Linked DNA regions of Homo sapiens: region 2 is linked to region 1. A link is a loop called in an ENCODE intact Hi-C map of the cell type or tissue named here. Cell type or tissue: mammary epithelial cell. All regions are shown on one strand. Links, peaks and the distances in the headings refer to the core of each region. The heading gives the core; the rest is flanking DNA.

Region 1 (16,221 bases), core at 4,137-12,136:
CTTAAAAAATAAGGAAATCCTGTCATTTGTGACATGAATGAACCTGGAGAACATAGGTTAAGTGAAATATGCCTGGCACAGAATAACAAATACTGCATAGTTTCTCTGATATTTGGAATCTTAAAATGTTGATTGTTGAACTCATAGAAGTAGAGAGTTAGAATGGTGATTACCAGAAGCTGGAGGTATAGAGAGGGCGTTAGGGAGATGTTGGTCAAAAAATACAAAACTTCAGTTAGATAGAAAGCGTAAATTCAAGAGATAAATTATACAATGTGGTGACTACAGTTTTCCTTTCTAAAAAGTGCAGGCTTTTAGGTCTCACCTAAGAGATTCTGATTTAGTTGTTAATGGGGAAGAGAGGTTCAAGGAATTTGCGTTTTGAACAGAAGGCCCAAATAATTCTGATATAAACAAAAGTTTGACAACTGTAATATATACAGCTTAACGTTTTCCAAAAGATGCTAATGGTCTTTCATTAATTTAAAAAAAAAGGTACCAGTGTCAAATAAGGAACCACCACATACTATTCTTTTCTTGGAAATTCATAATGCACATTGGCATATTAAAAGTCCTGTGGTAAAGAAATCAATTTCACTCAGCATTTCCCAAACTTATTTTTCCTTGGGGGAAGAAATCTTTACGATCTCTCAAAATACAAGTATGCAATGGAGGCTAGATGGGGTAGAGCTGAAACAGAGGATTCTGACCAGGTAAGCACGTTCCCTAAGCATACTGAATGACTAAGAAAATGTCTAGAAAAATAAAGCAAAGTCGGTTACCCTGGGGGATATAGAGGCATCCATAGAGGCATCCATTAATTTCTTCCAAGCAAAGCCCAAAACCACCTATGATGTCCTGTTTTCCAGCCAGACAGCCAGAAACTTCCTCTCTCTCAAGTAACACACCATGGCTTTGTACTATGACTTCTGGTCAGTACTCTCTGTGGTAGCCACAGTTGCAGAGAGAACAGGAGTATGCAGAATTCAAAGCATACAGGTGAAGACACAGGGGGAAGGACAAAGAGGAGGTATCCTTGCCTACATTTATTTATCTTTATTGCTATTACATGTTCAGCATAGAGCACTGGCAGTTGCTAGTAAGGCTTCTGGAAAAGAAAAAATCCTTCCAGCTCCAAAAGTAGCCTATGACAGTCAATGAAAAGTGCAAAAGACATGAACCTAAGAAATTTCCACCACTCTGAGGTGCTTAATATTATGCCCAGGGGAGTTTTTGAAACCTGCCTTCTTCCTCCTATGCTGTGAACTGGGGGATTTGCCCTGACATACAACCTACCTCCTTCCTGTTAAGAAGGGGTAGGAGAGAGAGAAGTATGAGGGAACTGGACAAGCCAAAGCAACACCAAGATCCTGACAAACTGGTTTGTGTGCCGAATATTTCAAGATGTACATACTGCGTCAATCAATGTATACATTTTTTTTCTGGTATAAACTTAATTACTTCCATACACGCCCTTCTCAACTTTCCAGGTGCTATGTGGGGACACATCCTACCCCAATCTAGAGGTGATTTCAACAGTGTGTTTCAAATACGTTTTTTGTACTCCAACCATCTCAGGGCTTTTAAATCATACTTTCTAATAGCACAAGTATTTATTCCATCATTCCACAAATATTTCCTGAGTGTCTACAAGGTGGCAGGGCATTATGTTAGGCACTGGAGCTACAACAGTGGACATAGGAGATTGCGGATTCCTATTCAGCCTACGGCATAAAACACTAAATTCTAAATTCAGTCTGAAAGTGCATGGAAAAATCTAATGACCAGCATCATGAAGAAATGTAAGAGGCAGAGAAGACTGACTGGTCCTTCCTTTTGAAGTGTTTTAGCCTGTAGCACAAAGCAAACAAACTAATTTGCATTTCAAGTGTCCCAGTGTATCCAGAAGATACGCAAGGGTTAAAGTAAACAGCACAGCCTGGAATTAACAACCTATGATTAGAAGAGGGAGGAGAATTTCAGGATCTCTTTCTCCTCAGAATTTGAACCCCCAGTTTGTTTGATCCCCAAACAAATCTATGAATTCTCACACTGGAATTTCTTAATCCTCAGATATAAATACCAGTAACTGCATCAGAGTCCATGTAACTTTAGTCAGTTAACCAAAAAATAATAATCTTATCAAGATAAGTGAGTGAGTCTGACATCTAGTCCTAAGAAAGCCAACACAATCACACCTAATATTTCACCAAGTCAGTGTTCCCCAGCATGTGGTATGTGTACCACTGGAGTCCACAAAATAAATGTAAGTGGTCCATAAAGTTTTTTTTTTCATTTCAATGAGGCTCTTATATATCACTCACTACAGGTATGTGAGTGATGGGATTAATGCATGGGTGCTACCTAGCATTCAAAGGCAGTCTGCAAATTTTCATAGTGAAGATTGTGCAGGTGACAAAAAAACTGAGAGCTGGTAATGAACTTACCCACGCATGTTGGAAATATTTCCTCGTTGTTGATCTGAACCTCAATCCAATCCATAAGAAGGTTCATGTACTGGGGAGCTGGCAGCGCTGTTGGCTTCTTATACTTGAGATCATCCTGCCACCGATACTCATATTTGGGGCCCCCTGACATCACAGGACAGGTCCGCTCGGTGCAGAACTCACAGATGGTGCCATAGATGAGGTTGATCCGATTGAAGAAGTCCACCACATGTACTGCCACCCAGTCATTCTGGTCCTCCCCACTGGGCAACTGCACAGCCGCCTTCAGGTCCACACCCGAGTTGAGGGATGCCTGAGCCCGTTTGTGCAGCTCAAACCTCTGTGTGCCAGGTTCAAATTTCCTCTTGGGTCGGAAGGTCTTGTCCTTGTTGAATACCTGCTTCAGGGCTATGGACATGGTCTTCTCTTTCGCTTCCTTTCTTTTGCAGGAAGCGAAAAGGCACCTGGAACTTTTCAGGGAGAGATCACAGCCCAACAGTGTTTTCCACTGCCAGCACTCAGGCCCCAGTCTTACAGCCTGTAGCTTTTAAGCTCTTCTAAACAGCCCCTTCCATCTTCCTCTTGAATGATTTCCAAGGGAACCTCATGTTCTTTCCTAAAGGTAGAAGAGAAAAGGGAACACATGAGTGCCCAGTTCGCCTTTAAAAAATGACAGTCTTCAACCTGATTTCCACCTTGTGTTCTTGGCTGTGCCCACTCTCCATCCAGGTATATGGGCATGGGGGTTAAGCCACTGCCCTGTGACTCTGTACTGTTGATGCAAACCATGCAAATAACTAAAGAAGAAAAGGCATCACACTTGTTTTGTTCATGGCCTTTGTCAAATCTCTACTGGCTCTTCTTTGTGTGATCATAGGCTTAGTGGACCTTTCCAAGGTGTTAAGGATGAACATGTTGATCAATGGCCTGATCCTATCCCACGTGTGCTAGCTTTTAGAGCCCCACCCCCCAACAACTCCTATTAAGTAGGCATGGGGACACTTCCCCCATCCTTCTAGATACAGATGATGGAAAAGGGGTGGCTATCACACCAAGCTGGCTAATAAGAATGTCTCTCCTGGGAATTTGGAATCAGGACTCAGCCTTGGTTGGGCATTAGTGATGTGGCATTGGGTGAGAAGTGATGAAAACTGGGTCTGGTTGAATCTTGCTTGGACCGTGTGTAGTGCAGTTGAGAAAGCTGGTCTGCAGAGCCACGGAGGAAGAGGAGGAAAAGGAGAAGGTGGAGAAGGTGGCTGCCAATACACAGAGAAACAGAGACAAGAGCCTAAGTGGCCACAGAGAGAGGAAGACAAGAGAAAAAGAGAGACAGTGAGAAGAACTAATCCTGATAATCTTCTAGAAACTGGTTCCAATTCCTTTTGAAGCCTAGCTATGCTTCATGCCTTTTGGGATCCATTCACATTTCCTGAATTAGTCAAAGCCTTACTGTATTTCAGCTAACTTGAGTTGGTTCTGTTTCTTGCCAAACATTCCTAACTATGACAGTATTTGTCACCTTCCAATGTGCCGTCCTTTATACCCTTCATCTCACACTTTAGACAGCACTTTGAGGCAGAACTGTCCAATAGAACTTTCTGTTTCCGTGATAATGCAAATGTGTTATATCTATGGTGTTGAATATGGTACACACTAGCCACATGTGGCTATTGAGCATTTGAAATGTGGCTAATGTGACTGAGGAACAGAATTCTACATTTTATTTAATTTTAATGAATTTAAACTTAAATAGGTGCTCACAGCTACCACACTGGATGGCACAGCTCTGAAGTCTTCGATGCCCTCTTCTCCACTAACTTGTTGATCCTCACGAAAATCTGCTGAGGTTTATAGATTTATAATAGGTCTAATAGATTTATAGTGGGTATCATTCTTCCTGGGTCTCCAAGAGATACAATTACTTGCCTAACAAGATCCCATAGCTAGCTGGAGCATGCTGTTAGATTGAAATCCAGTTTGTTGACTCCTAGCAAATGCTTTCTCTACATGGCCATATATTCCCAAAAGTAATGGACTTCGACTTGTCTTTCCTACTGGTTTACAAAGCTTGTTTTCCCCAAAGCTTCTATCCACATATTCCCCAAAGACTGCTGTATAGATTGGTCGGAGGTGAAGGCTATGTTCCGTGGCCTTGAAATAGAGAGGAGATAACTGATCCACTCATAGGTCAAGCCCCAACAAAATGAGCCAACAGCTGTGGCCAGATTCAGAAGAGCCCAACACGGAATCTGTTAAAATGGGCTTGGAGCATGATCCCACTAACTGTTTTTTCCCTGCCTGTAAGGGGTTCTGCCATTCCACACTCAAACAGGGCTTGATGGTACTTTCAACCTTAAGTTATTGAGGCCAATATACCTAAGACATCCTGATTCCCCCTTATCAACTCTGCTCTTCGCTCAGAATTGCTAACCAGGCGGTGGAATCCCCGCCCCACCCCCAGTCCCAAGGCCTCTGGCTCTCTGCCTGCTCACTTCCTCCCTCTTAACCCCACCCTCTTCCTAACAGGTTTTCACTGAAATGCCATATCCGCAAGGTGGGTTTTTTTTTTCCTATTCACAGGACATTGACCTTTGACCCACTCCCCACCAAAGAGATCCATGTGGAAAAGCAGGTCACATGAAACTTTCTGCCTGAGACAGTCTGTGAAATCACACTTCTGGGTACCCTGGAATAGCACCTGTAAGGATATCAACACAGAAACTCTGCAAAGTCTAGGGAAAGAATGGAGTGATCTCTTTTCCTAAAGAATACCTTCCTAAAAGAGACTTAGCTTGCCTGAAAACAGGCTTAAGAAACCTGAGGGTTTTAGAAGGAAATTTCCAAAATAAAAGAATGAGCTGAAGGTTGGAAATACAGAGAAAGGGTGGTGAGGACTTGTTTTTTAAAAAAACAGACAATAGTCCTTCTATGTCTCAAATGCTTAATTGCTGACAGTAAAACAGTAACCACCAAACAGCTGCCCCCTCATGTCTTGAACAAATGAGACTTGCTCTTCTATTAATCTGATAATGAGGGTACCATCAATGCCCACAGTCCTCAGAGCAACTTTCTTTCATGGCCATACATACCCTTGGTGCCACTAATCCTTCTGTTTTCCCTCAGCCAGGAGTGTCTGCTTGCATGGACACCATTGTGGAAACCTTCCTCCGCACCTGTGCCAGGCTCTTGTGGATGCCATCAACAAACCCCTCTGACACCTCTGACGGGAGCATGTGAATAACACCGAATAATCACAACAAATCCTCCTCATCATAAAGCCTTGCGTGGACTGGCACTCGCAAATATTTAAATAAATATTAAAACACTGTTGGAAATTTGGGAATTTTTCTTCTAGAGATACTCATATAACAAATTTGAAGATATGTTTTTTTTTTTTTTTTGAGACAGGAAGATCACCTGAACCTGGGAGGTCGAGGCTGCAGTGAGCCATGATCATGCCACTGCTGGAGTGGTGTGGTGTGATCATGGCTCACTGCAGCCTCGACCTCCCAGGTTCAAACGATCCTCCTGTCTCAGCCTTCTAAGTACCAGGGACCGTAGGTGCATGCCACAATGCCTGGCTAAGTATTTTATCTTGTATTTTGTAGAGACATGGTCTCACTTTGTTGCCTAGGCTGGTCTTGAACTCCTGACCTCAAGCAATCCTCCCGCTCTGGCCTGATACCAGTCTCTTGAACTGGAAGGACAGGTGGTATTATCTCCATTTTACAGACAAGGAAACAGAGACTCAGATCTCCTAGTGCTTGATTCAAATTTGTAAATGATTCTGACATGGTCAGACATGAGGCTGTCTCTTTAGGTCAAACTTTTGAATCTAAAATGAAGCTTTCTTAAGAAGAAATAGGTTGATCAGGTAGGCCCCCCCCCATGTTTAAAGACAATGGCAATCCAGGATGGATAATAACAGATGTATCATGCCACTGAACGACAGAACAAAGAGGCACCCATCTGTGTCTTTTCCTGAGTGTGAGATGCCATATTGGCGCAGGTACCTGAGAGTTTTGAAATTAAAAAGGGAACTGTAAATGCACCTGGACTTACTTTCCCAGCCCAGAGCCCCCTTGGGACCCCTGCCCATAATTTATGCTGTGGGCTAATCAAATAGTTAGAACAGTGCTTAGCCAATGTGAACTCAGGGATCTTGTTAAAATGCAGGTTCTGATTAGGCTGGTCTAACAGTCTCCCAGGTGGTACTGAATCTACTGGTCCATGGATGACACTCAAAGCATCAAGGCCTGATCTAACTAAGTGATCTTGTTAGAAATGTAGACTCTCAGGCTTCACCCCAAACCTGGTAGATCTAAGTGTGCATTTTAACAAAATCTCAAAAGTATATGATCTGAGAAGTGCTGGGTTGGAGGGCTGCCTGCCTGGCTGAGTAAAGGAATGAATAAACAAACTTCCATTTATTGTTTTGTCAACAGATTGTTTCATAAACAGTCTTCAGTTGAGTGTGGGTATGTTCGAGAAAAAAAAATGAGAGATACTGTTTTGAATACAATCGCCTTGACAGATGGTGACAATGACCAGGTCTTTTGATCTGGACTGACTTGTATAGCCCAGCACCCAGCACCTAGGAGGTCTCCAGTGAATACCTTTTCATAAATGCCAGGTAGAGGGCAGCTGCTGCTATTGCGGCCTCAAGCAGAAAGGTTTCTTTGGCTGAATAAACTGTAGCACTAGCAACAACACAGTGGTTATTTTCTGTCCTGTTTCAGTCTCCAAAAAAAAAAAAAAAAAAAAAAGTCATAAAGTTTTCCTTCTAAGTAGAAATGGAAAGTAAATTCTATGTCATGAACTGCACCCATGACAATTCTGGTTGTTAATAAATATTTGAAACCAATGGTTCATTTGATCAATAAACATTTACTAAAAGCTTTTTATGTGTCAGACACAGGGCTAGGCACTAAGGACATAGAGTTCATAAAAATGTGGTCCCTGTCTATGAAGAATTCACAATTTGGTATGTAGTTTTGAGGTTAGTTATTGACTTTTGCTTTTAATACTATAAAGTTCAATGCACCAACATGCATACTGATGTGACTCCTTCAGAGTATTACTTAGGTCAGGGATGAAACAGGACAATAAAGGGTGAGGTCTTTGGAAAGAGAAAAACAGAAATCTAAATAAATAGCACAAAACTGACAGAAGTTCCATGTGCTCTCCATATTTTCTGCCTAATAGATCAATTATAACAATAAAACATGTGCACTATAAAAACATGCAGAGAGAATTCGGCTGGGCTGCAAGGGAATGTTGACAAGGTAGCTAAGCAACGCACTGGCAAGGAAAGTTCTAATTTTTCTTTTCCTATTGATGTCTTTTGCCTCATTAGTTGAGAAATCAAAGAGTCCTTGCCAGGGATAAGGAAGAAATAAAACAACTCTCCCAGTCACTCCTGAGAGATCCATCTTCTCTAGCCAGGCCCACCTCTAAGAGACCTTGGTGGTACTGAAGGGTGAGGGGGTTAGGAAAGGAGAGGGACTGAAGCTGATACCAGTTGCAGGAAAGGCAGTTCAATATCTTATCTGTGAGGTGGAGGACTCCTCCTGGCAGGATCAGCTGCCAGGATGATTCATTTCCTATAGGAAGGCCATAAGAGAAATGCCCCAGAAACACCCCGCATGAAGGAGGTTTAGTGTCATCTTCATTGCCAGGCACAGAGCTGACTTAACTGAATGTTTGCTGAATGAATGAGTAAATGACAGTGAATTACGAACATTTTACATCACAGTGAAACCACAAAAGAGGAACCAAAGTGGATCTCCTGTCTTCAGTTATTTGGGGACTCTATGTCAATCTGTAAGCTCACTGCCAACTCACTGAGGCCGCTGGGATACCCTGAAGTAACAAGTCTGCCTCCTGAAAGGACAAGACTTCAGCTCAACTTTTCTTTCAAATGAGCTGCTCCATTCCTCTGTGTTATCTGAAATTCCACCTCTTCAGAATCAAAGAATGACCAGTCTGATTTCTCATTTTCCCACTATATTGTTCTCTTTATAGCTGGAATAGTCCTTGGAATCGTCCTCCCACTTCCCAAATATTGAATTAAAGTAGATTGGGTTTTTATTTTAGAGGGGTGTATGTATGTGTGTATCATAAAATGAACATCGTCTGACCTTTCCAGGATCCAATAAAGGATGTGCCTAAGATGCAATTCCATCAGCCCTTATGCACTGTTTACCTTATGCCTACTTAGTAGGTGCCATCTTTGCCCACAGGACAACCCCAGAATGGAAGAGATTCCTGCCTGAGAAGCAGCTTTGCTATTTTTTTCCCCAACGAATTCAACTCCTCAACTTTGAGCTGTCATATCACTGCATTTTGTTACATTAGTTGGGAGAAACCTTGCTGCCTCATTTTAATCTTCAAAGATATGCATGGTTTCAGAGCTTAGAATGCTCACATTATTTCTGAACACAGATGAAGTTAGTACAAATAGGTGTAACCGTACAGAAGTCTGTCACAGGACTATTCTGCTCATCTTCTAGCTCTTCAATGGTCGTTTGAATTGCATTCTTGCTGTTTCACAGGCTTATTGTTTTGGTCATCAGTGCAGACATTCTAGCATCAAATGTGTAAGTAAATAGTGCCAAAATGAAAGCATTACCTGTAACCTTATACACTGTAGCAGCAGCAACAGCTACAATAGATGAATGCACAGGTGTTTTCAGCAAAAACCTATAATGATTCATCATCATTCAGAAGAGGACACTTAGTGGTGAGAAAGAATGGAAAGAGTAAAAGAAAAGAGTGGGATTTGTTTGGTATGGTTTGAAACATTACCTACTGACAGTCCATGGAACAAAAGACAGAGTTTTAAAAAATGTTTTCTGAAATAAAGAGAATAATGTTCCTTCTGGACACCAGTACCAACTAGCTTAGATTCCCAACAATGACAAAGATGAAGACCTTTTGGTCAAACCTTGGGCAGGGTTGATCCAATCTTACTGCAGTTGTAAAAATAAATAGTAAAGTAAAATTATTACAGGATAAAAGCTCAGATGACCTATTTAATCTTATAAAGATTATAAATCTTATAATGACATCCTACTGATTATACTGATTTTTTTTAAAAGAAAGAGAAACTTCTCTAAGTCAGTGAGAGATTTGGTATATTATTTCCAGATATTTAGACTAGCTGGAAAATATTCATTTTTGTGGCTTAAAGAAAGACACGTGAATTGAAAAAAACAATATCTAAGTCAGGTGAGGGTAGAAGAATGGGGGATGGGATGAGAACTACAGATAAAGCTTAAGTTATAGCTGAAATAAAAAATTAAGGCAGGTAAAAAATGTAAGTATTTTTACTTTTTAAAGCATGAGTGTATATCAGCTGATATGATGTCACTCTGAACCTTGAACGGATATTGAGATAAGTATTTTTACTTTATAAAGCATGGGTGTATATCAGCTGATATGATATCACTCTGAACCTTCAGTGGATACTGGGATAAAGGTCATTGTCAGTTACCCTTTCTTTTTCTTTGAAACAGCGTATGTCAATCCTTTCTTGGAAAAGTCTTAAAGGAAAAAGGTTCAAATTCAAGGAAGTTGGATCCTGTAACTGACAACAGACTTGTTTACTCTTAGCCACTAAGTGAACTTGAGTCTCAAAGTCTGAAAAATTTCTAGCCCTAGCACCATGAGAACTTATGTATGACATCTGGAACCATTGCAAAAGATCTTTGCAGGAAGGTGGAGAACACAAAATGGGCAAGAAGACTGGAAATTCGAAAATACAGTTTGAATTTTCAAAAGATCATAAGTTTAAGTTTGACAGGGGATAGGTAAAATTAACACCAAGAGCAGGCAAGATTAAGAGGCACTAAAGCCCAGTGGCTAACAGCACACAGCTTTTGCAGGGTTGCTGCAAGAATTCAAACAGTTTACGTAAAACACTTAGCATTAGCAAGTACTGAATATAGTATAGTGGTTGTTGCTATCATCATGTTCATCATTTGAATCATATTATGATACAAGTTTTACTAGAGAGTCAGATTCTTGAGAGACCAGTCACCTAGAATCTATCTTAGGATGCCTAAAATTCTAATTATATAATATTAACAATGGTATTTATTAAGGACTTCCTATTTATTTTAGTTTTCACAACCTTATGAATAGGTATTATTATTATTATACCTAATTTACGCTTAAGGAAACTGAGACACAGTGAGATTGAAGCTATATCCTGATCACAGAACCAGTAAGTAGCCAAGCTGACTCCAAACCTCTTACCACCTACTTAAAAGTGCCTCTTTAGACAGTTGGGTAGTTAAAGAAAAAAAACAAAACAGAGGAAGTTCTGGGGTACACCTAAGGGGGTCAGGGAGGAAATGGGAGAAACAGAGACCTAGCCCTATGTACATTGTCATGTGCCACTCCAGAAGAGATCTATTTCTGGAAACTTCGCGGTCTAGATTCAAAAGACCTGGATTCAAATTCTGGCAATGACTTTAGCTGGCTATGTCTTTGAACAGACACTTTTTATGAATCTCAGTTTTGTCTTCTTTAAAGATGATGGTGGCTGGGCACAGTGACTCACGTCTGTAATCCTAACACTTTGGGAAGCTGAGCCAGGCTGATTGCTTGAGCCCAGGAGTTCGAGACCAGCCTAGGCAACATGGCAAAACCTCATCTCTACAAAAAATACAAAAATTAGCCCAGTGGGACACGCCTGTAGTCCCAGCTACTTGGGAGGCTGAGGTGGGAGGATCACCTGAGCCTGGGGATGTCCAGACTGCAGTGAGCCATGATTGCACCACCGTGCTCCAGCCTGGGCAGCAGCATGAGACCCTGTCTCAAAAAAAAGAAAAAAGAAAAAAATAATAAGGATAACGGTTAATGGTGCTTACCTTTATTGTAAGGTTACTGTGAAAATTAGAAGAGATATTGCCAGTGAAAGTGCTTCACAAATGGAAAACAATTATATGGTTATTGACATAGTGACTGATAAAAGAAACTATGACTTTTGACTTAATATCAAGAAATGATGTGAGAAACAGAAAATGATTCAGTTCAATGCAAATGTGTGTTTACGAATAAGAAATAGGCAGGAGGTGGTAGGGGTGGGGGGCACGGTGGCAATGGAAGCCCTGCATAGGAGGAAAGAAAGAAAGAAAATGCTTCATTCTTGCTTAATTTGGGTGGACTTCTAATTCTCAGGCAAAAAGAAATAATATTAACCTCAGTGATTTGATAATGAGTTAACAATATTCCCCAACATTTATAACACACTTACCCTAATATTTTGAGGGAGTTCCAGTATTTTTTTGCATATAATAAATCTAATGCAATATGGCTTATTTCATGAATTTGGGCAAATTATATCCACCATGCCCTCCCACTAATCCCTCAAACACTTTTCAGAATAGCATATAAATACTCTACATTTAACACATTACATTCCTGGTTATAATCCAGTTACAACCTCTGTATTCTGATAACAGAAATGACTTTCTAAACTGTTTAAAAAGTTATTTTTTATATTAGCTCATTTTCATGCTGCTGATAAAGACATACCTGAAAATGGGAACAAAAAGAGGTTTAATTGGACTTACAGTTCCACATGGCTGGGGAGGCCTCAGAATCATGGCGGGAGGTGGAAGACACTTCTTACATGGCAGCAGCAAGAGAAAAATGAGGAAGAAGCAAAAAAAGAGACCCCTGATAAACCCATCAGATCTCGTGAGACTTATTCACTATCACGAGAATAGCATGGGAAAGACTGGCCCCCATGATTCAATTATCTCCCCCTGGGTCCCTGCCATAGCATGTGAGAACTCTGGGAGATATAATTCAAGTTGAGATTTGGGTGGGGACACAGCCAAACCATATCATTCTGCCCCTGGCCCCTCCAAATCTCACGACCTCACATTTCAAAACCAATCATGCCTTCCCAACAGTCACCCAAAGTCTTAACTCATTTCAGCATTAACCCAAAAGTCCATAGTCCAAAGTCTCATCTGAGACAAGGCAAGTCCCTTCCACCTATAAGCCTGCAAAGTCAACAGCAAGCTAGTTAATTCCTAGACACAATGTGCGTACAGGTATTGGGTAAATACAGCTGTTCCAAATGGGAGAAATTGGCCAAAACAAAGGGGTTACAGGGCCCATGCAAGTCCGAAATCCAGCAGGGCAGTCAAATTTTAAAGCTCCAAAATGATCTCCTTTGACTCCAGGTCTGACATCCAGGTCATGCTGCTGCAAGAAGTGGGTTCCCATTATTTTGGGAAGCTCCACCCCTGTGGCTTTGCAGGGTACAGCCTCCCTGCTGGCTGCTTTCATGGGCTGGCATTAAGTGTGTGTGGCTTTTCCAGGTGCACAGTGCAAGCTGTCAGTGGATCTACCATTCTGGGGTCTGGAAGACGATGGCCCTCTTCTTACAGCTCCACCAAGCAGTGCCCCAGTAGGGACTCTGTGTGGGGGCTCCAACCCCACATTTCCCTTCTGCACTGCCCTAGCGGAGGTTCTCCATGAGGGTCCCGCCCCTGCAGCAAACTTTTGCCTGGGTATCCAGGCATGTCCACACATCTTCTGAAATCTAGGGGGAGGTTTCCAAACCTCAATTCTTGACTTCTGTGCACCCACAGGCTCAACACCACGTGGAAACTGCCAAGGCCTGGGGCTTCCACCCTCTGAAGCCACACCCTGAGCTCTACGTTGGCCCTTTCGGCCACAGCTGGAATGGCTGGGACACAGGGCACCAAGTTCCTAGGCTGCATACAGCACGGGGATCCTGGGACCGGCCCACAAAACCACTTTTTCCTGCTGGGCCTCTGGGCCTGTGATGGGTGGGGCAGCCATGAAGATCTCTGACATGGCCTGGAGACATTTTCCCCATGGTCTTAGGGATTAACATTAGGCTCCTTGCTCCTTATGCAGCCGACTTGAATTTCTCCTCAAAAAATGGGTTTTTCTTTTCTACTGCATCGTCAGGCTGCAAATTTTCTGAACTTTTACGCTCTGTTTCTCTTTTAAAACAGAATGCATTTAACAGCACCCAAGTTACCTTCTGAAAGCTTTGCTGCTTAGAAATTTCTTCCGCCAGTTACCCTAAATCATCTCTCTCAAGTTCAAAGTTCCACAAATCTCTAGGGCCACCAGTCTCTTTGCTAAAATATAACAAGAGTCACCTTTGCTCCAGTTCCCAACAAGTTCCTCATCTCCATCTGAGACCACTTCAGCCTGGACCTTATTGTTCACATCACTATCAGCATTTTTGTCAAAGCCATTCAACAAGTCTTTAGGAGGTTCCAAACTTTCCCACATTTTCCTGTCTTCTGAACCCTTCACATTGTTCCAACCTCTGCCTGTTACCCAGTTCCAAAGTCACTTCCACATTTTCGGGTATCTTTTCAGCAACGCCTCACTCTACTGGTACCAATTTACTATATTTGTCCATTTTCATGCTGCTGATAAAAACATACCCAAAACTGGGAAGAAAAAAGGGGTTTAATTGGACTTAGAGTTCCACATGGTTGGGGAGGCCTCAGAATCATAGTGGGAGGCAGAAGGCACTTCTTATACGGCAGCAGCAAGAGAAAATGAGGAAGAAGCAAAAGCAGAAACCCCTGATAAACCCATCAGATCTCGTGAGACTTATTCACTATCACAAGAATAGCACGGGAAAGACCGGCCCTTATGATTCAATTATCTCCCCTTGGGTCCGTCCTACAATATGTGGGAATTTTGGGAGATAAAATTCAAGTTGAGATTTGGGTGGGGACACAGCCAAACCATATCATTCCTGTTATCATTCCTGTTATCAGAATCCAGAGATCCTGCCAGAAGGATTAAGTCTGCATTTCTAGAAACTCTCAAGAGAGAACAGACAACCATCTAGCTAGATGATTTCTCATTTTTCTACATGAAAAACAGGTACACAAAGCAGGTAACCCTGAGATAAAATTGAGACAAATAATTAATGATTCTACCCACTCTATTCTCTCAAACATGCCAATAACAAGTTAAAAAAAAAGTTTGAAATGAAATTGAGTCAGACATGTAATTGCAAACCATGTATCCTCCTCAAAGACTGAAAAGAGGTCTACCTTTAGAGCCAGAAAGATGCAGGTCTGAGTCCAGACTCTGCCCCTTGACCAGTTACCCTTGTGGGCTAAATGCTTTCTCTTTGTGCTTTAATTTCTTTCTTTGTTGTTAGGGTGCTAATACCAATATCACAGTGGGTTTTGGGGATAAGTGAGATAATATAAGTAAAGATAGGTAAATGTCAAGTGTTAAATTTATTAATCTGGATTTCTCCTATGATCAGATTTCAGGTGGTGTGATGATCAATAGGAGTCCCAACCATAATGTGCTCTTTCTTTGACTTCTTCCCCACAAGACCTAAGCACATGACCCTCAAAAAGTGTAAAATCTTGAGGCACCTCAGAGGGAAGCACCATTTCCCCACTCGTGGTTTGGATGAGGAAGAATTTTCCCTATGCATCCTACTATCCTCTCTATGTCCTTTTACTAACATCGCCCCAGGGCAAGTGGAGGGATGGATTCACTTAGTTGGCAAACCGCACATGCTCAGCTGGCTCAGCCTGACCTTTTTTCCTCCTGCGAAGTGCCTGCTTTCAAGTGTGCTACCTGCTGCTTCCCCAGCTTTCTGCCTTTATGAATGGAATTGGTCTGCTCTCACCAGTGCTACATGGGAAAGGGTGGGCAAATCCAGAGTTTAGAGTTAACAGGCCCATTGGTTAACAGTCTGGCTTCCATAAGAAACAAAGTTGATTTTTGTTTTTGTTGTTGTATTGTTACTATCAACTTCTTTGAAGCCACATAGGGAAGAGTGGTGTGACTTGTTTATTAGGGCTCTATTGGAGAACTAACATTGTTAAGTTGTGCAGAGTGGCTTGGCTATGCAAAGTTAGCTGTTTTTGTTAGCAGAGACTCTTCGTGACATTAGTTCAACAAGAACTCTGTTTAAGACATAACTTACTCATCTGCAGAAAGTCTGTCTACACACCAGAAATGCATAGCCTTCTCAAGAGATTTCTCAGCTAAGAAAGAAAACCTAGTCATAGGGTGCATTTGTACCAGTTACTGCTCAGTGGCAGACACACAGAGACAGACTGCTCAGAACAGAGTCCCCCATCATCTATGAAGTGCTTCTGAATCCTCCACAATTGACAGTGAGCTTTAGGCCTGACAGTCCCATGCCCCTGTATGTGGCTACTGTCTGGGAACATGATTATCAGAAGCTTTCTCCAGGGAACTGAAAAACTTTCTATCCACTCAGATAAGGCCTCTCCCTTGCCCAGCCTCGATTTCCTCAAACTTCTCTCTGGCTTAACTTCAACTCCTGGTAAAGCAGAGGGAACAAGGTACCAAAAGAAGGAGCAAGAAGGACGGGATGGCTGGTCATCGTGTGCACCTTGCATGCACATCTCTGATGCGAATGCCCCAGGACCACATACTGTGCTGTATTTCTTTGCTCACATGTCTGGCCCCTCCATCAGTTTATGAGGGTTGGGAGCACACCCTAGACTTCACTGCATCCCTGGTACCTAACACAGGACCCAGCAGAAACAGGAACTCAGTAACTTTTTGTGGTTAAACTGTGTATCTAAATGATTGTTAATCAAATACCGCACAGATAAACAGTTCTTTCTCCAGTTGAGAGGACTAGGCCCCCATAATCATAATGAGACAATGGACAAAAGGAATCTTTTCAGAAAACAGAACTACTTCATGCAAAGATCAACAGTGGCTACTGGACATGATGTTTCCCAGGCCAATCTAA
Region 2 (16,221 bases), core at 4,503-12,502, 54 kb before region 1:
GTGGGACAGAGATGTCTCCTGAAATGTACCCCTCCTCCCAATCTGGGCAGAAGGATCGTCATCTCACTTACTGCCTTCTTCCCTTCAGGATATAACATTTGCTCTGGAGGATTTTGTAGCTCAGAGCAAGAACTAACCAATGGCAACTATCTCCTTGATAATTTAGGGCAAGTTATCTAATCTAGAGTCTTCATGGTTTTCTTTTTTTAGTTATAAAAATGAAGATAATAATTCCTACCTGTAAGGTTGTTACTCAGAATTGAAGATCACAGTAGACATAAAGCATTTGACACAGAGTCTAATACAGAGCAGGTGTGCACAATAAACATTAGGTCTTTCATTCCCTCTTCATGGAGAATCTCAAACCAGGATCACTACATGAGCTAATTTGGAAGTCATGATTGAGACTTAAAGAGCTGAGTAGAAAAGCAAGCAGTGCATGTACCACCTACCAGAGACTGGGTGAGTGTGGAACCCATGTCAGGGATGCAGAAACCACTGTGACGCAGAAATACTGACCATGTAATACCACCAAGTATTTCTATAAATAGTTACATATAATCAAATACTGTGATACCTTTTAAAAGTCACGTATAATCTGAATTTACTAAGAGAGATACCAGGGACTGTTGTGGCAAATTACTCAAAAGGTATATACAATTTGTCACCTTCACCTAGGCATCCCCATCTCTAGTTGCTAGTAGGCTGAAACTATATGCAATTGCTGATGGGTGGCTACTTTTTTTTTAATCTGCAAAATGGCAATTTTTTAGCAGTCAACCTGAGTTCTGGGGGCAGGGGGGTGGGAAACAGACTCTTTCAAATATTTAAAATATTGAGTCCCCAAGTGGAGGTCAAATAAATTATTCTTAGTTAAGTGAGGAAAACTCTGAGGAAACCAAGCCCACATGAGATCTACTATTATCATGCATGAATGACATTCCATTCTTCCCTATCTCTCTCTTTCATAAACTCAAGATGCAAATTTATAGAGCTCTCAAAATACCCTCCAGCAAAAGAGGCAGGTGCCTTATCCCACTTCCCAGTGGGGCCCTGAATTAATCACAGGAGGAAGGCTATGCCTCATCTGAAACTGCAAATAGGCTATTAAATAAAAGAGATGGCATACCTGTGCCACACTGGGCAGTACAAGAGAGGAGACGACGAAGCACACAAGGGCAGGTGGAAATGCAAAAGCCAAATTTCAGACCATTATGGCTTTGGGGCCAGTGAGCATCCTGTACTCAGCTCATTCCCACCTGGTTGCCCTGTTAGGGAACAGAAAGCACTGGGGAGAAGGTTAGAGCTCCAGGAACTTGGCTGAGAGGCAAGTTGCTGAACAACTGTTTTAGAGTATTTCAGACACCCAGGTGGACCTTCACTGATGGGGTCTGGAGACCCTTCCATTAATACAAATCTTGAAAACTGTCTTGTGCACGTCTCTGAACCCATCCGCTAATCTGAAGGACAGAGTGATATAAACTCCCAAATTTGTATATTCAATCTTAACCTCTTTTCCAAGCCTCAGACTCCTTTCCCTGACTGCCAAGAGATCTTCTCTATCTTGAAAATGTATTAGCATCTCAAATTTAATATGTCCCCAAATGAGATCGTATCTTCCTACACGTGCCTAATCCTGTGCCACATAGCTCAGTGAGTGCTATCACTACTGACTCCATTCCTGGAGGAAGACCTTCAAACCCGGCTCGAAGTTCTTTTTCATTCTCTCCACATATCTAAATATGAATCCCTCAGAAGTGTAATCTCAAGCCCAACTGCTCCTTTCGATCCCACAGCCCCTGCCTTAAATCAGGTACTTACTTCTCCCCTGGAAATTACAGCTGCCTCCTGCCTGTCCTCTCTGCTCTTCACTGCCCCTTACATCAGTCTCTCCTGCAAACTGCTCTCAGAATCCTCATTCCCAAAAAGTGTTTTTAAAGCCTTTATATTGTTTGGACATTGTCCACAACACAGTTCCTTGACAAATGAGAATGATAGATATAAATAACTTACTTTGTCTGTGACAGAGAATAATAATACTTACAGTAATTATTGATTGTATTGTTAATTGTAGATACAGCTCTCCAAAACCTGGCCTCAACCTACCCTTATTCCTGCCATTCACCCAATGCACCCACTTTTCCCCATTGCGGTGACCTCCTCTCAGTTCCATGAGCTCAACAGGCTGTTTTATGCCCGCCTAGCTGTGCACATCCTGTTCCCTTTGCCTGGAGGGCCTGCCTCCCTCCTTCCTTCCCAAACTGCCAGGCACACAGTTACCTTTCAAGACTCAGCTCAAAAATCACCTAGGTAAAGCCTTCCCTAATGTCCTCAGGTGAAATTGAAATGAATCATTCCCTTCTCAGAGGAACATTTGTATATTTCTACTCTAGTAGTTCCTACATTATGTGGTGATTTATTTGTCTAGACTGTGAACACTTCAAGAACAGGTGTGACATCACTCACTTTTATCTACCTATATCTAGCACAAAGTCCTACTTAGAGAAGGTCCATTAACGTACATGAAAGGGATGGCCACTGGCCTTTTATGATGGTTCTTCTAGTGTTACATTAAATGTTTAAGACAATCACTCAAAGGGGGCAGTTTTTCTTAGATGCTTTCTAGTCCTTCTTTTAGCATTTCTTCAAGGAGAGAATATTAAATATCTAGCTTAGGCTTCTGTGGAGAAGGCAAAAGTATCTGAGACCCATAAGTAGGACATCACAAGGTTCCTCATTTCCATTTAGTTGTGATACAAATTATTTTATCTGCTTGAGAACTTGTGTTTTGATCTGTCCATGACAAGGACCAGAAACCAGTTCAAGCTACGGAAGGCAACAGGGGCTTTACAGTGATAGAATATGGCACCCAAGAGCAGAAGGTGAAGCCCAGCAATGGAACCGGGCCAGGGAACTGAAGAGCAGGGGCCGGGTGCTCCTTTCCAGCATGGGCCACGCGGTCTGCCTTCTCTGCCTCACTCTACTCCCTGGAGCCATTCCCTTCTGTTTCACATTCTGTGAGACTTCACTCCCTCCTCATTTGACACATAGATGAGCCCCAGCTGGCACCCTCAGCCTGGACCCTGTGACTTTTCGATTCAATGGCTCACGACTAACAACTTCCCTCTGGATCTTAGTGCAAAAGTCCTGAAAGAGGGGCTGTAGGTGGCCCAGGGCTCCTTTTGGGTGACATACAAGTCACGTGACTGTCTCAAGTCAGTGTCCACCCTGGTCCACGGAGGTGGGACCTGTGTCAACGACAGGTGGGATCACACAGACAAAGGCACCCTCATCTGGGTCTGTGAGCAAAGATAGATGATCTGAAACAGGTCAAAGGCAGTACTGACAACTCCACAGGTATATTACCCCTTAAAAAACTTGCCCTACAAGTACATTTCTGCCTCACCCTTCATCCCTGGTGGCTGTGGCAGTCTTCTGATCTGCTAACATCCAAGGTACCTAATGGAGCACATCTAGAAATCAAAAGTTAAATCTTCTTAATAAAGTAATGAGGAAATAAAATCATTAAAGAACTTCAAAGCAAGGAAAGCAAAAGAAAAACATACAGGTAAGCAAAGGTTAGAAACTTATGGCAAACATACTGATCTGTCTCCTATCTGAAATCAGATTTTGAAACATGAGTAACCACAACAATTTTGGGAGCTAAACTTCATTTCATCCATTACTCCACATACTAGGTGGGTATTATGCTCTACTAGTTTTTTTCTGGTCTCTTCCAACAGCCTAGCGCATAATGTGCAGATATTTCTGTCCTGTAGAGAATACAGCACAGAACCTTAGAGTCAAATAAACTGAGTTCTGCCATTTAGCACTTGTGACCAAGGGAAATACACCTAACTTCTCTGTGTCAGTTTCTTCATCTATAAAATGGAAATAATAAAGTCAACTTTGCAGAGTTCTTGGGAATGTTAACTGTAACACTTATAAAGCACATATTCCTGTGTCTGGCATATGAGGAATAGTCAATAAACGGTAAACATTTGGTTGAACCACATGAAGTTAAAAATTAGGCAGGTCATAATGTTATATGCTCCCCCGATCAGAGGACCTTTATTATAGTTGTGTATTTATATGTTTCTATCATTAAAATGCAAGCTCCATGAGAGCCTGGACTCGGTCTATCTTGATTCCCACACAATGCCCGGCACAGCACTTCACAGATAGAAGGTGTTCTATCTGTATTTTTTGAATGAATTAATGTGGATAATGATGATGACAAAGATACCTCTTCTGTACTGCCTACATCTGGGGACAATTATAGACAATACAGTCCTTTATCTCATTGCCTGGTGTACAATAGGAACACGATAAATGTCTATTAAAGGAAAGAATGAGTGAGCAAGTAAATGAATGAATAAATTTCAAGTCCATATACAGAAAGTCTAATGAGACCACTAAGTTAACAAAAATTGCTATGAAACTTGTTTTTGGTAATTGCTATCACAAAACACCAAATGGGGACTGCCTTCATTTTCATGTTTCCAGCAGGCCCTTTGGTGTTGTGTGGACACTATCAGGGTTCACTTGGCCCCGTGGGCCTCCCAGGAAAGTGAGAGAGGCAAAGTGCTGAACTGCAGCCTGCCAAGCCAGGAAAATTTAGGGTTGTAATGTGTAGCTTCCAGAAGTCTGCTGGCTTTTGTCTGCTCAGAGACAGCCAACAGCTTGCAATTGTGCGATGAGCCTTTAGCTGTTGGAGACCCTCCCATGGTACTGTATATGGCTCATGCTCCTTAACACAATTTTTGTCCTAAGAGCCTGCTAAGTTGACTCCCTGCATCTCTCACCAAACATTCAACCTTCCCAACAGGGAAGCAGGTTAAAAGGGAGACTAGTCATGGACCGAAAAAAAAAAGTTTGGTATCTGGCTCTGATGACCACTGGCTCTGATGACCACTAGGAAAGCAGGAAAGATCCTGGGCTGGATTGATCAAGAAGACAGAAAAAAGAACTAAAGTGAAGAAAGGAAGACTTAACCTAGCCATACATATGTCTTTAACATTTCAAGTAATGGCCAGTTTATATCTCTGGATTTTAGATTGAAGTCACATTTAGGGGAGGAGAATGTTCTCTCTGCTTTTGACAACAAATAAGGAGAAACAAAGTATGAAAGGTAGAACATAGTTACACTTAGGAGAAAGTCAGTTACTTTAAATTATTTAAGCTTCAGGAACCACAAATATGCACATATAGGGAGAAGGGAAAAGGAAAAAGTTGTTAAGATCCCAAAGAGAAACACACTAAAGTTATCTCTATCTCCTAAACTGCTTAATGCTTGGTCTGGCTCTTTACTAATTTTTTTTTTTTTTTTTTTTTTTTTTTTTTTTAAGAGACAGGGTCTTACCCTGCTGCCCAGGCTAGAGCGCAATGGTGCAATCTCAGCTCACTGCAACCTCCACCTCCCAGGTTGAAGCGAACCCAGTTAATTTTTGTATGTTTAGAAGAGACAGGGTTTCACCATGCTGGCCAGGCTGGTCCTGAACTCCTGACCTTGTGATCCACCCGCCTCGGCCTCCCAAAGTGCTGGGATTACAGGTGTGAGCCATTATGCCTGGCCTCTTTATTAAATTTTTAATTGTTATGGATACATAATAGTTGTACACATTTATGGGGCACATGTGATATTCTGATACAAGCATACAATGTGTAATGATCACATAAGAGTAATAGGGGTATCCATCAACTCAAGAATATATCATTTCTGTTGTGTTAAGAATATTCAAATTCCACTCTTTTAGTTATTTTGAAATACATGCTAAATTATTGTTAACTATAGTCGCTCTATTGTGCTAACACTAGAACTCACTCCTCATATCTAACTGTATTTTTGTACCCATTAACCCTCCTCGCTTTATCTCCCCCTCCCTATTATACTTTCCTCCATCTGGGTAACCATCATTCTATTCTCTATCTCCATGACTACCCTTTTTTTTTCTTTTTGGTTCCCACATATTAACGAGAACATGTGCTATTTATCTTTCTGTGCTTGGCTTATTTCACTTAACATAATTTCCTCCATCTATGCTGTTGTAAATGACAGGATTTCATTCTTTTATATGGCTGAATAATATTCCATTGTGCATATAAACCACATTTTCTTTCTTTCTTTCTTTCCTTCTTTCTTTCTTTTTTTTTTTTTTTTTTTTTTTTTTTGAGACAGAGTCTCGTTCTGTCACCAGGCTGGAGTGCAATGGTGCGATCTCAGCTCACTACAACCTCTTGAACTGCAAAGTTCAAGCGATTCTCCTGCCTTGGCTTCCCGAGTAGCTGGCATTACAGGCATGCACCACCACGCCTGGCTAATTTTTGCGCTTTTAGTAGAGATGGGGTTTTGCCATGTTGGCCAGGTTGGTCTTGAACTCCTGACCTCAGGTGATCCACCCGCCTTGGCCTCCCAAAGTGCTGGATTTACAGGCGTGATCCACTATGCCTGGCTAATTAAACCACATTTTCTTTATAACTCATCTTAGGTTGACTCCATATCTTGGCTATTGTGAACAGTGGTTCAATAAAGATGGGGGTGCAAATACTGATTTCCCTTCTTTTGGATATATACTCAGCAATGGGATTGCTGAATCATGTGGTAGTTTTATTTTTAGTTCTTTGAGGAACTTCTGTACTGTTCTCCATAGTGGCTATATTAATTTACATTCCCACCAACAGTGTATGGGGTTCCCTTTTCTCCACATCCTCACCAGCCTTAATTATTGCCTTTCTTTTGGATAAAAGCCATTTTAATTGGGGTGACAGGATATCTCATTGCAGTTTTAGTTTGCATTTCTCTGCTTATTAATGATGTTGAACATATTTTCATGTACCTGTTAGCCATTTGTATGTCTTCTTTTGAGAAATATCTATTCAGAACCTTTGTCTTTTTTTTTTTTTTTTTTTTTTTTTTTTTTTTGAGACAGAGTCTTGCTCTGTCGCCCAGGCTGGAGTGCAGTGGTGCGATCTCGGCTCACTGCAACCTCTGCCTCCGGAGTTCAAGCAATTCTCCTGCCTCAGCCTCCTGAGTAGCTGGGATTACAGGCATATGCCACCATGCCCGGTTAGTTTTTGTATTTTTAGTAGAGACAGGGCTTCACCATATTGGCTAGTCTGGTCTTGAAATCCTGACCTCATGATCAGCCTGCCTTGGCCTCCCAAAGTGCTGAGATTACAGGTGTGAGCCACCACGCCCAACCTGTCCATTTTTTAAATGGGATTATTTAGGTTTTTAAAATTGAGTTGTTTGAGCTCCTTATATATTTTGGTTATTAATCCCTTCTCAGATAGGTAGTGTGCAAATACTTTCTTCCATTCTGTGGGCTGTCTCTTCATTTTCTTGGTTCCTTCCTTTGTTGTGCAGAAGCTTTTTAGCTTGATCTGATACCATTTTTCCATTTTTGCTTTAGTTGCCTGTATTTTTGAGGTCTTACCCTAATACCAAAACCAGACAAAGACACAACAAAAAAAGAAAACTATAGGCCAACATCTTTGATGAACACAGATGCAAAAATCCTCAACAAAATACTAGCAAACTGAGTTCAACAAGGCAAGGATAATTCAACATATGCAAATCAATACATGTGATACATCATACCAATAGAATGAAGGACAAAAACCAAATGATCATTTCAACTGATGCCAGAAAAGCGTTCAATGAAATTCAACATTGATTCATGATAAAAACTCTCAAAACCTGAGTATAGAAGGAACATACCTCAACATGATAAAAGCCATATATAACATACCCATAGCTAGAATCATATCGAACTAGGAAAAACTAAAGTTTTTATCTAAGATTTGGAACAAGACAAGAATGCCTACTTTCATCACTTTTACTCAACAGAGTACTGGAAGTCCTAGCCAGAACAATTAGACAAGGGAAAGAAATAAAGGGCATCTAAATCAGAAAACAATGAAGTCAAACTAGCCTTGTGTGCAGATGCTATGATCTTATATTTAGAAAACCTAATGACTCCACCAAAAAACTATTAGAATTGATGAAGAAATTCAGTAAAGTTGCAGAATACAAAATCAACATAGAAAAATCAGTATCATTTTTGTATGCCAACAGTGAACAACCTGAAAAAGAAACCAAGAAAGTAATCCCATTTACAATAGCTACAATGCAATCCCTGTCATAACACCAGTAATGTTCTTCATAGAAAAAGAAAAAAATAATCCTTAAATGTATACAGAACCACAAAACCTGGAATAGCCGAAGCAATCCTGGGCAAAAAGAACAAAGCCAGAGGCATCACATTACACTGACTTCAAATTATGCTACAAAGCTACAGTAATTAAAACAGCATGATATTGGCATAAAAACAGACACATAGACCAATGCAACAGAATAGATAATCCAAAAGTAAATTTATGCATTTACAGTCATCCCATTTTCAACAAAGGTGCCAAGAACATACATTGGGAAGGACAGTCTTCTTAGTAAATAGTGCTGGGAAGACTAGATATCCATATGCAAAAGAATGAAACTAGATCTCTCTCTCTTTTCATCACATACAAAAATCAAATCAAAATGGATTAAAGACTTAATCGAAGACCTGAAGCTATAAAACTACTTGAAGAAAACACTGGGGAAATGCTCAAGGACATTGGTCTGGCCAAGATTTCTTTTTTTCTTTTTTTTTTTTAGATGGATTTTGCTCTTGTTGTGCTGGCTGGAGTGCAATGGCATGATCTCGGCTCACTGCAACCTCCACCTTTTGGATTCAAGCAATTCTCCTGCCTCAGCCTCCTGAGTAGCTGGAATTACAGGCAGCTGCCACCATGCCTGGCTAATTTTTGTATTATTATTAGCGACGGGGTTTCACCATGTTGGCCAGGTTGGTCTTGAACTCCTGACCTCGTGATTCACCTGCCTCAGCCTCCCAAAGTGCTGGGATTACAGGCATGAACTACCACGCCCGGCCCAAAGATTTCTTGAGTAAGATTTCAGCCCCACTCTGTGTAACCTAAGAGGTCTAGGAAAGACTGAAGCATCCTGCATTTACCATCTGAGTTTAGAAAAAATGTTTAGAGCACAACATCAGGGAACCATTCCCAGACGTGGCTGTGGATGCTGCCATTTCTTGTGATTCTGGAGCTGTTCTTTTCATCTCAAGCTACTGTTTACAGAAGTGTTACCACAGAATTATAATTATGGGTTTTATTTAGTTATAAAGAGGGTTTGAGTCTTCCATCAAAGGGAGAGGAAGCAACTCACTCAGAAGTGTGGAGAAAATCTTTCACACTCACTGCTTGATGGAATTCCAGTAGTCTGCATGGATTCAGGCCAGAGCATGAACCCCTGGGGCATGGAGAGCTTGATTTTATGGTGGGCAGGAGGGCCCAGAGTACTGGCCTTCCTTCCTCTCTTCTTGGAGAAGCAGTGGTGATAAGGTAGGAAAGGAAGTCCTGGGCTTCCACCAGGCCAGCTTCCCCACCCATGCAGACTTCCTTCTGCTCCAAGGAAACTGGTCATTCTTATCTCTTCTGCAGAAAATGAAACCAGAAACTCCCAGGCTTATGAAGGAGAGGCTATCTGGGCACTGGGAAGGTGGAGAGAGGCTTCCCAGTGTTGTCTCTGGCAAGACAGTAGAATCCTTGGGAGGTCTATTTGCTCCTAATATTGCTTCCTCTCGATTTCTTTCCTTCAGTTTTTTCCCCCATTTTTGGCTCTGATCCTAAAACTTGGGCTCTGCATTCTTTGATAATCCATCACACCTCAGATACTGGGGACCTGAGACCTGGTCCTACCTGCCCTAGCTGGTATCTCCACTGAATCCTCACAGGCCTTTCTATCTCCAGAGACTGTTTCTGGCCACTGAGCCCGATGCTTGGGACATCAATGGCTCACTGATGCCCCAGGGCCTCCTCCTAATCTCTGGCCGAGGCTGACACAGAAGGCTCACAACAAACCATGTGCCTCCGAAATAATGTGATGAGCAGAGTAAAATCTGTTGACTTTTTACCCCATGAAAGCTGCATGGTTTAAATACAATAGAGGTGACTCAGCTACTGGAAGGATGCATGTACCACGTCTGAAACACTCAGCAAGCTCTGTGGAGTTGATGAAGCAGGGAAATTGGGAGTGAAAGTAAAAATTTCCGCTTCCTCAGAAAAATCTGCTTGACACTATCTAGCATCCATTCATTAGACTTAATCTTCAGCCTGTCTGAGTTCCCATGAATCTATATTTCTGCACTGAGATGGGGCACGTATTTTCTACCAACATGTGAGCAAAGGGGGAAATCCATAACTTTGACTTCCTTCAGTTGGCTTCCTCTTGGACCTGGGACATTAGCATTCCACTAACATTTGGTTACATGAAGCTACATTTTCCCAGTGCATTATTTTGCATCTTGAAAGAATGCAGTAGCTGTAGCTACAGGACCTACCATCAATCACTGGGCATTAATCCTCACTGAGTGGCCCTCATGCTGTAACCTCACTGTGCCTATTCTGCTTAAGGTCCTGGTGGTTGGGCTGATGGAGAACATAACTCCTGGTTCTCCTCTCCCGCCTCTGGCCCCCCAGCGTTATTGCCAGGGAATACACTTGCTCTGGGGAGCTCTGAGCTTAATGGATTTTGCAGTATTTCCCCTTCCTTCCTGCTACAAAGCTCTGGCTTAGCATGAAAGCTGCCCCAGATCCCTGAACCCATGGCACCCTTCCTGCCTTGAGGAACTCACCCCTCTCCTGCAGATCAAGGCTCAGTATTAGCCTATATAAAAAGCCTCCTGCTTAGTCATAACAGGTATACCAACTACCATTTACAGAGTGCTCACTATGTGCCAACCAGTGTACAAGTACCCTGTGGGTGGTATTGCATATAATCCTCACACAACCTTGGCAGCTGGCACTGTCTTTATTCCCGTATCATAGTTAAGAAAACTGGAACTTAAGTTAGGTCACATAGCTAGAAAGTGATGGACTGGAATCCGTCCATTCAACAGATATTATTCATGTCTTACTACGTGCCAGTTATTGTTCTATGGATCAGGGATATGTTGGTGCACAAAACAGCCTAAAGCTCCTTCCCTTGTGGAGCTGACTTCCTTCTGGTGTTTAAACCCAAAGCTGCTTGGCCCCAGAGCTAGACACTATTTAATTCAGAGACGATCACAGCCACACAGAAAGATTTTCTTTAAAATGTTTGATCATAACCATGATGAGATACCATTTCATACCATTAGAATGGTTACTATCAAGAAGATAAAAAAATAACAAGTATTGGCAAAGATGTGGGAAGTCACAACCCTCATATACTGCTGGTAGAAATGTATAATGGTGCAGCCACTGTGGAAAACAGTATGGCAGTTCCTCAAAAAGTTAAACATAGAATTATCATATGCTCCGGCAATTCCACATCTAGGTATATACCCAAAGGAATTGAAAAGCAAGGACTCAAATAGACACTTGTACCTCAATGGTCATCTAGTAGCATTACTTACAATAGCCAAAAGGCAGAAACAACCCAAATGTCCATCAATAGATAAATGGATAAACAAAATGTGGTATATATATAAAATGAAATATTAATTAGCCTTAAAAAGGAAATTATATACTTATGACAGCATGGTCGAAACATTATGCTAGGTGATATAAGCCAGACAGAGAAGGACAAATATTGTATGATTTATCTTTATGTGAGTTGCCTAGAACAGAAAAATTCAGAGAGACAGAAAGTGGAATAGAGGTTATCAGGGGCTGAGAGGGAGGGGTGGGGATGAAGAGTCATTATTTAATGTATGCAGAGTTTCAGTTTGCAGTGATGAAAAAGTTCTGGAAATGGATAATATTGATGATTGAACAACACTGTGAATGTGTTTAATGCCACTGAATTGTACACTTAAAAATGGTGAAAATGGTAAGTTTTATGTTATATTTATTTTACAACTAAAGAAACAAATTTTTAAAAAATGTTTGAACTTAGAAGAAATCGATCCAAGAACAAGAAGTCAGCAGCCAATTATTGAGGGCTCTTGGGAACCAGAGCACACCCCCATTCATTCTATCAGTGGATTTCAAAGTGAGTATGACATTTAGGGAAATAAAGATGCCAGCTTTAATAAGACCTCAGCTCATTCTTTACCCAATGGGGTCATTTATTCCTAAATGCACAGTCAGGATAGTACAAGTGTAATGAATTCAGTCTGATGAAGATGATGGCATGGGAATATTGGAAACTGACAAATTTGAGTCACCCGGTTCAAAAGTTTTTAGATAGACCTATAAGAAAATTGCACCTAGCTAGGAAATTGCCTAGAAAAGATTTTTTTTTTTTCCTTGAGTTTCTGGAAAATCTTTCCTTGTAAGAGCTCAGTTGTTCCTGTGATGAATGTATATTTTGCATCTTTCTGGAGTTAAGCACAGGCAAGCTGACCACTCCAGGGTTAATGCTTTGACCTGTGCTTTGCCTCTCCATTATTTCCAACAACACTTGCTAATGAAAAGGGGCCTGCTTGGTGGTCTTCAGGCTGGACACATATCCCCAGAATGGTCACCACACAGATCAGTGTTACTTTCTTTAAAATGAAAGTTATTCTTTTTTTTTCTGATTATAAAATTAATAATGCTCACTGTAGAAAATCTGGAAAATGAGAAGGAATCTACTTGGTGATTGAATTATCTTTCTCTCTATATAGCTATATGAATCACACTACATATAATCTTGTATCCCTTTATTTTTTAACTTTACACTGCAAACATTGCCCCACGTCTTAACTATTCTTTGAAAACATGATTTTTAATGGCTGTCCAAAATTGTATCTGTGGATATGTGATTCAATATGATGAATGCGAATATGGAAGTCTAGCAGAAACTTGGTTCTGCTGTGAGTCTGTGAGGCAATGATCTTGTTCATATATGCATAGAATTCTTATAATGTGGATAATATGTTTATAACAGGGTTTGATACAATGATGTATCCCTAGATATGGCAGATGGGGTCTTCCCTAATAAGTGGCTTCTTTCCTGGTAGCTGTACCTCTTCTAGGGAAAAGGCACATCGTTTTCTCAGTCTGAAATCTGTACCTGAGAAAGTCCTGGGGTTGGAGGGAAGGGTACTATTGCAGAGGAGGACTCCAGCTCTCTCTTCATCCCACGCAAGGTTCAAATTTCCAAGAAGGAACATCTAGCAGGTGAATCAATGCCATCTAATTGTTTCAGCTAGGGCTTGCAGATTTGTACCAATTTCTTGGGATTACAGTGTGAAGATCAGAGGCCAGAGTGAGGCCATAGACGGGTAAGAGAGGCTGGATCAGGACAGCCATCATCAGAGCACACACTGTGCCTATTTCTAGACCTTTAAATTGTCTATATTTCCTAACTAGTCTCATCAGAATTAGGCAAAGTGTCCTGAAAATTTGAGGCACTACCACGTCTTCTAAATGAACTGACAGAAGAAGTCTTGCTCACATGTGAGGAATGCCAAGGAAAGAAACAAAGAAAGAAATAAATAAACATAAAAATGGGAGAGATGAACAGGTGGAGCAGAGGGGATTTTTAGGGCAGTGAAATAATTCTGAATGATACCGTTTTGGGGGATATATGACAATATACATTTGCCAAAACCCATAGAACTATACACAACACAGAGTCAACCCTAATGTAAACTATGGACTTTAGCTAATAATAACAAATCAATTTTGGTTCACCAATTATAACAAATGTGCTGCACTAATGCAAGGTTCTAATAATAGGGGAAATTGTGGGAGGAAGGGGCATGTGAGAACCCTGTACTATCTGCTCCATTTTCTGTAAACCTAAAACTGCTCAAAAAGATAGTCTATTAATTAAGATAAAAAAAGAAGATGCTTGTTAATTAACCCTGAACCATTTATTTAGGGTCGTTTCATTAACAAGGAGAAACGAAATAATTCACATAATGTGTGGAAGGAGAATATGGGGCAAAGGTGATCAAAACAAAACAAAAACAAACTGAGGCTTTTCTAGAAATCTACCCTTATGACGAAAAAAAAAAAAAAGTAAAAATAAGATAAAATCAAGGAGAGGCAGCCATACCTACCCCCATTCAGGGATAACTAGAAATTATGCGAGCAGGAAGAGCTGCTTAACCAGGTGCCTTTCCTTTCCTGGAGATTCTTCCCCAGAGCAATATCTTAAAGATTCCTAGTAGACTTCTAATAAAGGGTGGGGGTGGGGTTGTTTGTGGCAAAGCCCCCACCTTTCCGGATTCAAAAGGATTGTTGTCACTCAACCCATTCATGCAATATACTCTTTATCTATACTTCAGTGCTATGAGGAAATGCTCAGTACCAGGAGTCAATTCTCTTTTTGTTTCTATAGTTATTAGTCTCTTGTTTGGTTTTCCTTCCTCCCTCCTTCCCTCCCTCTCCCTTTTCTTGTTTCTAAATTAAAGCACTGGGTTCCATTTTTCCCAAAGCAAGTCTTCTGAATTTACAGCCATACATAAAAAATAAAGCAAACATTCTTATTTCTAGTTAGGAAGAGAAAGAAGACAGTGATGGGGGTTTAAGCAGCATCATCTCAAGATGAAAATGAAGGCGACTCCAGCCTGCTTTGAACAGAAACAGTGACCGTGGTGGGTTAGCTTATTATAGCTGGTCACTAAGTCAATAGCCTATTGCTGTCTACTTCTGAGTTACACTCTGATGGTTTACTCACATCTCCACTGGTGTATATATCCCATGGCAGCTCTACCTGTGAGACGTCACAGTTGATAGGAACATGGACCACGCTGAGGGACCAGGCTGGACCATTCATTTAGATGGATTCTCCAATGAAAGGCACCCTTTAAAGAATTTGCTTTAGCCATCTACAGGACCAGAGAGGGCAAATCTGCCCAGCCAAGTAATAACATTAACATTCCTATCTTCTGTCTCCTGCTCCCACCCTATGCTTTGACCCAGGCAGGGCCCAAAATAGCAGTCAGTAGTGGGAGAAGAAGGAAGTTGAGGAACTGAGGAGGAATTCTGCCATATCTCCATGGCTCCATTCCCCTGAGGCAAATAGCCCAATTGTAGATCTTAGCACAGCAGAGAGGTCGGGGGCAAAGGGACAGGGAGGAGTCTTATTTTTGGAAGGTTATTATTTTGGAGTGAATTCTCCATTTCATTCTCGTTACTGAAATGGGACTTTTTTTTTTTGTGGAGCTTAAAGTGACATAGACTATTAACTGAGAGTGACTAGAAAAGCCACACTGGCAAGAATTTTATCAAAGAACAAAGGGAGGACCACTGCACTGAATAAGTTCTTTAAAGGGATAGCAGGAGACAAAGAATAAAGTTGCATTTTGGTTGCTGCACGAGTTATGCCCACTGATAAAGCAGTTACATGTACGTGGCTAGATTTGTTTTTAAAACTTACTCTCGGCTATTTTGAAGGGACTGGATTGGAGAGGGGAAAGAGCGAAGTTAGGAATCTAAAAATTGGAGGGTGTTCCAGTATTCCAGTTGAGACATGATTACAGAAATGACAGTGAAGAGAAATGAAATCCAACATGCAATAGAAAGTGAAAGCAATAGGATTTGAAGGATTGGTTGAAAGTAGGGGTGGGACAGAGGAAAGTATTAAGGATTTTTCTAAGTTTCTGAGCAACTGGGTAAATCTCAGCACAACTGTGAGCCAGAGACCTCTGCAAGAGAAGCAGATTTGGTGTAGGGAAGAAAGGGGACCTCTAATAAAACCAAGCCATAGCTGGTTCCTGAGGCTATTTAAAAATAGTCTTCCAAAGAGCTTTCTTTGAGGTATCTCAATGAACAGAAGGCGAGTGCTGGAATCTGAGAAGTATTTTAAAAACTGACATATGTGTTGGCTGGACTTAAGCTTTCATTTAGCTTAGGAGCAACAAATATCTTGGAACATCTCCATATCATGCCTAGTTCAATAAATCTGGATGGGTTCTGATGGAGGAATACATGTGATCTCTCTGACGGCTGCTTCCCCAGGGAAAACCTTGCTTTTCAAAGCAGATGATGTTTGCCCACTCTTGCCAATAAATGCCAACTTCTACATATACGATTAAATGGCTTCAGAGAACTTTGGACCATGATTGTGAATAGCCATGATTCCTGGCAGCAAGCAGGGAAGCTGCACATTCATCTTTCAGTGTTCAGAGCAGAACCATCTGTCTAAAGCCACAAGGCCTTGGTGGACACAAGCAGCTGTGAACCCGGGGGGCTCGTTCATCTGAACCAGACTGTTGCAGATGTTTGCAGCTGCTGAGAGCCCAT

Evidence for each region. Peaks named below come from ENCODE experiments on the same cell type or tissue, not always from the same donor. Only the 100,000 strongest peaks of a DNase experiment are listed, where the experiment ranks them.
Region 2: it touches region 1 in a loop (3-fold over the local background); 12 of 110 quality-filtered maps call a loop at or near these places.

Annotation. Positions count from the first base shown.
Region 1 is chr9:27,452,686-27,468,906 of GRCh38, forward strand. It overlaps MOB3B (MOB kinase activator 3B), which reads right to left. Exons shown (of 4, transcript NM_024761.5): 2 at 2,448-3,063. The coding sequence starts at 2,865. Among named protein-coding and RNA genes, the nearest start is that of IFNK, 63 kb to the right of the region's middle. RefSeq lists an enhancer at 12,564-13,065. In mammary epithelial cell, for the core only: no CTCF peak of the experiment used is centred there; a DNase peak (open chromatin) is centred at 8,086; H3K27ac peaks cover 1,606 bases.
Region 2 is chr9:27,398,204-27,414,424 of GRCh38, forward strand. The region is part of intron 2 of MOB3B (MOB kinase activator 3B); the gene reads right to left. Among named protein-coding and RNA genes, the nearest start is that of EQTN, 110 kb to the left of the region's middle. In mammary epithelial cell, for the core only: no CTCF peak of the experiment used is centred there; no DNase peak of the experiment used is centred there; H3K27ac peaks cover 358 bases.